Linked DNA regions of Homo sapiens: region 1 is linked to region 2. Evidence: chromatin loops called from intact Hi-C (ENCODE). Cell type or tissue: GM12878. All regions are shown on one strand.

Evidence for each region. Peaks named below come from ENCODE experiments on the same cell type or tissue, not always from the same donor. Only the 100,000 strongest peaks of a DNase experiment are listed, where the experiment ranks them.
Region 1: a loop joins it to region 2, with 3.0 times the contacts of the local background. A loop is called at or near these places in 1 of 110 quality-filtered maps.

What each region holds. Positions count from the first base shown.
Region 1 is chr6:2,861,517-2,864,016 of GRCh38, forward strand. It overlaps the pseudogene SERPINB9P1. Among named protein-coding and RNA genes, the nearest start is that of MIR4645, 8.7 kb to the left of the region's middle. RefSeq lists an enhancer at 1,189-1,518. In GM12878, no CTCF peak of the experiment used is centred here; a DNase peak (open chromatin) is centred at 1,425; H3K4me3 peaks cover 263 bases; H3K27ac peaks cover 2,500 bases.
Region 2 is chr6:3,208,335-3,210,834 of GRCh38, forward strand. No RefSeq gene overlaps it. Among named protein-coding and RNA genes, the nearest start is that of LINC02525, 14 kb to the left of the region's middle. RefSeq lists enhancers at 714-1,913, 861-1,155, 1,156-1,245. In GM12878, a CTCF peak has its summit at 973; a DNase peak (open chromatin) is centred at 1,077; H3K27ac peaks cover 2,095 bases.

The sequences.
Region 1 (2,500 bases), 350 kb before region 2:
CCTTAAGAACTGTAACATTCACTACGAAGGTCTGCAGCTTGCCTCCTGAGCCAGCAAGACCGTGAACCCACCAGAAAAAAAAAACTCCAAATACATCTGAACATCAATAAAGGACAGACTCCAGATGTGCCACCTTAAGTGCTATAACACATCATGAGGGTCTGCGGTTTTGTTCTTGAAGTCAGTGAGACCAAAACCCCACCAATTCCCGGTCACAAAAGGGTATAAAGTTTGAATTATGGGTTGAGCATTCTGGCTCACACCTGTAATCTCAGTACTTTGAGTGGCTGAAGTGGAAAGATAAGTTGAACACAGGTGGGGGAGGTAGCAGTGAGCTGAGATCACACCACTGCATTTCAGCCTGCGTGACAGACTACCTCAAAAAGTTTAAGGTACTCAAAGTTAACACATTTTGGAAATCTAAGGTACAGCATGGCTATGAAAGTTCATGAGAATGTATGCTTGAGATGTGCTAAGAGTAGATCCTGAATGTTCTCATCACATACACAAATGATAAGTAAATGTGGAGGATATGTTAATTTGCTTGACTATGGTGATCATTTCACAATGTATCTGTATTTATGGTTTAAATGTTTGTTCCCTCCCAAACTCATGTTGAAATTTAATTACCACTGTAACAGTATTAAGAGGTGAGACCTTTAAGAGGTGATCAGATCATGAGGGCTCTGCCCATATGAATGGATTAATGCATTTATCTGGGGAGTGGATTCCTTATAAAAGGACAATTTGGGCCTTCTTTTGTCTCTCATCCTCTCTTGCCTTCCACCTTCCACCATGGGACGAGGCAGCAAGAAGGCCTTCACCAGATGCCAGACCCTCAATCTTGGATTCCCTGCCTCCAGAACTGTGAGGAAATAAATTTCTGTTCTTTATAAATTACCTAGTCTGTGGTATTCTGTTATAGCAGCACAAAATGGACTAAGACATATATCAAAACATCACATTGTACATTGCAAATGTATACAATTTTTGTTTGTCAACTATACCTCAAGAAAGCTAGAAAAAATCAAATAGTCAAATGGATCTAAAGTGTTTCTAAGTAGCAAAAGTGCTTTACACATCTATTTTGTTACCATGTTCTATGTCATATTGAAGGTGGGCTTGCCTTTCCACCTTTGGAGTGGATCATAAAGTCCTTGAAGAATGGTCTTCCCACAGTATTCAGCACACAGGAGTACCCAAGACATTTGTGTAGAGTTCCTCTGAATTAAAGCTGATGTCAACAACACTTCAGATGTCACCAGAGGGTAGGCAGGGCTGCAGAGTCACCCACCTTCAAGGATGATGCTCCAGTCATACCCAATGTGAAAGGTGTCCCCTGGAGCCATGCAAACAAATGAGGTGGCCCCAAGAACAGGATCCTAACATCTCAGGAAGTCAGTCGGCCTTGCTTGGCCACAACTTGAGTTGCACTTAATTTTTAAACTACCATTAATCCCCCAAAACAGGTGGTGAGAAGGTATTTTATATATGAGTGTAACGGCTTTGTTCTCATTCTAAAAGAAAGCAGATGTTATTCAAATCAGATGACCACAACCAGATGACGGAAAGGGGAAGGCAAAATGTTTTAACTTATTAAAAATATAAACTTGACTCAGAATACTCACATGATTCAGCTAAAGAGAAAATCATCTCTGGTGTTTAGGCACTCATTTGCATTTAAAAACCCAAAAGGAATCATTGTGACGAATTGTTGATATTAATATTTGTATTAACTGTCTAGGGCTGCCATACATAACAAAGTACTTTAGGCTGGGCAGCTTAAACAACAGAAAGGTATTTATTGTCTCATTTCTGAGGGCTGAAAGTCTAAGATCAAGGTGTCAGTAAGGTGGGTTCCTTCTTGGGACTCAGAGGGAGAATATGTTCCAGGCCTCCCTCCTTAACTTGCAGATGGCCCTCCTCTCTCTATAGCTCTTTAGTGTTTTCCCTCTGTATGTGTCCGTGTCCAAATTAACCCTTTTATAAGGACGCCAGTCATATTGGGTGACCTAATGACCTCATTTTGCCTTAATTACCCCTGTAAAAACCCTGTCTCCAAATACAGTCACATTCCAAGATACTGGAGGTTAGGAATTTAACATATGAATTGAGGGGAGTGAAGAACAACCCAATCCAGCCCATGACAGTGTCCTAGTGTTTCAAGACAGTTTCTGCACAGATAGACATGGAGACATCGTTCTATCCTTACCTTGCTGATTTTAAGACTCCCTACCCCACACACAAGTTGCTGCTGTTGTTTATTTAATAAAACTGTGTAGATCACTTTCCTTTGAAACACTGATGCACAGCTGTGGAAGGTGGGGTATCTGGGATTACATGCCGACATCCAACCTCGCTGGACCTATCCGGCCCCAGGCATTGCACCAAGGACTGAGATACACTCGTGGATTTAATCATCCAAACACATCTCCTAGGAGGAAGGCCATACATGATCCCCCCAGGCTGAGGCTTCTTAAGGCTCCCCAAGGGGAGGTGG
Region 2 (2,500 bases):
CCAACACTAATGACTGGAAGCAGGTCGGGGCCATGAACCTCTGAGACGGGAAAACTTGCAGGCAAGAAGGAATTCCTACCAGGCAGCATAGCGCTTAGACCGAAATGCAGCTCCGCCAAAACTGGCTGATGGGGAAATGACTGAGACATTTCTCTATGTCTGAGAAACTTAAAGTTTTGTGGAGAAAGGAACTGACAGAATTTCTATGTAAAGTTGTCAGAACCAAGGGGGCTTAGGAAATCCACCTCGGTTCCGAGAAGACTCCCTGAACGGCGTGGTGGGGAGCTTTATCTTGAAAAGGATGAGTGATGGATGAGGTGGCAAGGGCAGGCTCGGAAGAGTGAGGTAGAGAGAGAGAGAGAGAGAGAGAGAGAGCAGGAGCCCAAGCTTGGGGGCTGGTCAGCAGGGAGCAGGGGAAGCTTTCAGGTACTGGGTAGGGCTAGAGGTAGGGTGACTGTCAATCAGGGTAGAAGTCTGCTTTCAGAGGGTATTCAGCATTGTATTAGGACACTTGCACTTTATACTTCAGGGAAATGAGAGTTTAAGAAGTGAAATAACAGGATCAGGTTTTCAATTCTGATAATCACCCTGGCTGCAGTACAAAGCATAGATTGGAATCTCTCTTCTTAGTGTAGTATCTGTCAATGGTGGGTGCTCAGTAAATATCTGTTGAACAAATGGTCAGTGAAGAAAGGAAAGGGAAAAAGATCCCTTTTAATAGGCTTAATGGGCCTGCAGCGAAAAGTGTCACCTATGAAACTCTCCAGACAGGTGGGGTGGGGGAATTTGACACAGATGCTGCTGCCCTGCTGCAGCTTTGTTTCATTCTGTTTTTAATTTACCGGGGCTGCAAGGGAAAGGGCGACTTCTGGGATCTCTGGAGCTAGGATGAGTCAAAGGCCTGCTGACGACATGCTAGAGCTCTGCTCCTCGCAGCACGATCAGGCAGCAGCGGCATCAGCTGGGAACTTGGTGGAAATGTAGAATCTCTGGCCCCGCCCTAGACCAACTAAGCCAGAATCTGCATTTAACTAGATCCCCAGGTGATGAGTAGGCACTTGAGGGTTAGAGGAGCCGGGTGTAGACTCAGAAGCTCCGCCCTGCAGATGAATCATCAGGAGAACCCGGAAGAAGTAGGAAGAGTGGGAGACCTGAGAAATCCGTATTTTCCCAGTCTCCTCTGCTTGAGACTGCAAGTGGGGCCACACTAATAGAAACCTATGGTTTTCTCCAAAAGCCCCAGCAATTTCATATGATTCAACCTAGTACTTTGGAGAGTCCCCAGAGTGTGACTCATGACTCCCCCTCACTCAGTTACCACATGGAATTCCCACTTTCCTGCTCTCTGACCTGGGCACCAGCCACGGCTCCCAAGGGTGCTTGCTTTACGGGGCACTCTGTCTAAGAGGTGAGAATTCTTCTGCACTGCCTTGAATGGCTTCAGCAATGACAACGATGATAACCAACAATGTCAAGAACTGCTATACACCAGGCACTGTTCTAGGTACTCTTTTGGATTTAACCTTATGAATCATAATGATCGTTACTATTTCACAGATGAAATTTCTATTTCACAGATAAAGAAACTAAAGCCCAGAGAGGTTAAGGAGCTTGCCAAGTCACAGGGCATGTGAGTGGAGTGACGCCTGCTTATCATTTGGGCCCCGGGGGCAGAGCTGCTTGATGCTCCAAGAATCACACAGAACCTTTAGCAAACGAGCTCTTTTTGTTTATTGCTGGGAGCATGAGCTATAAGCTAAAGAAACCACTCAGAGGAACTAGAGACTTATGAGTGGTTCTAAGATAAGTTAATGAGGTTAGGGCTGTGCTGCTGGGGGTGCATGTGTTCCCAGGAGCTGATGTGGCCCACTGAGTCCCTATAACCTCCAGCATAATCAGGCTCAGGCTGTAGCCCCTGCTGCTGGGGCAGACAGAGGAGTTCAGTGAAGGCTGGAACTGTCACAGGCAAGCAGCTCTGCCCGAGGAAACCTGAGCAGGATCAGGAGAAGCGGGATGAGGCCAGTGAGGAGCCCCAGACCAGGGCCACAGAGACCCCCAGGATCTACTGAAGGTGATGGAACACCCCAAAGACAATGCTGAATGTCTACATGAGGAAGTGTCTCCATCACCGGTGGCCCAGAGATAACTGAGGGAGCAATACAGGACCCGAAGGCCGAGGTCCATCCTTGGGCTATGTCCAGGAATGAGAGAAAGGAGGAGGCCCATGCCCAGAAGCGCCTTCACCCCAGGTCCGCTGTGGTCTCACGACTGAGACCCCCTGCTTGCACCCAACCCAGACAGTGCTGAGGAAGGGAAGAGGAAGCAGGAGGGGAAGCCTGTGACAGGACCAGCTGTGCCAGTCTGTAGGAGGCTGAGCTAGGATAAGAATCCTGTGGCTTGGAAGTCCTTTGCTTCCAGGATTTAGAATCTCTCAATTCTTCCAGGGCTGTTCTAACCTTACTTCTTTAAATTTATTAATTTTTTTTTTAAACAGGGTCTC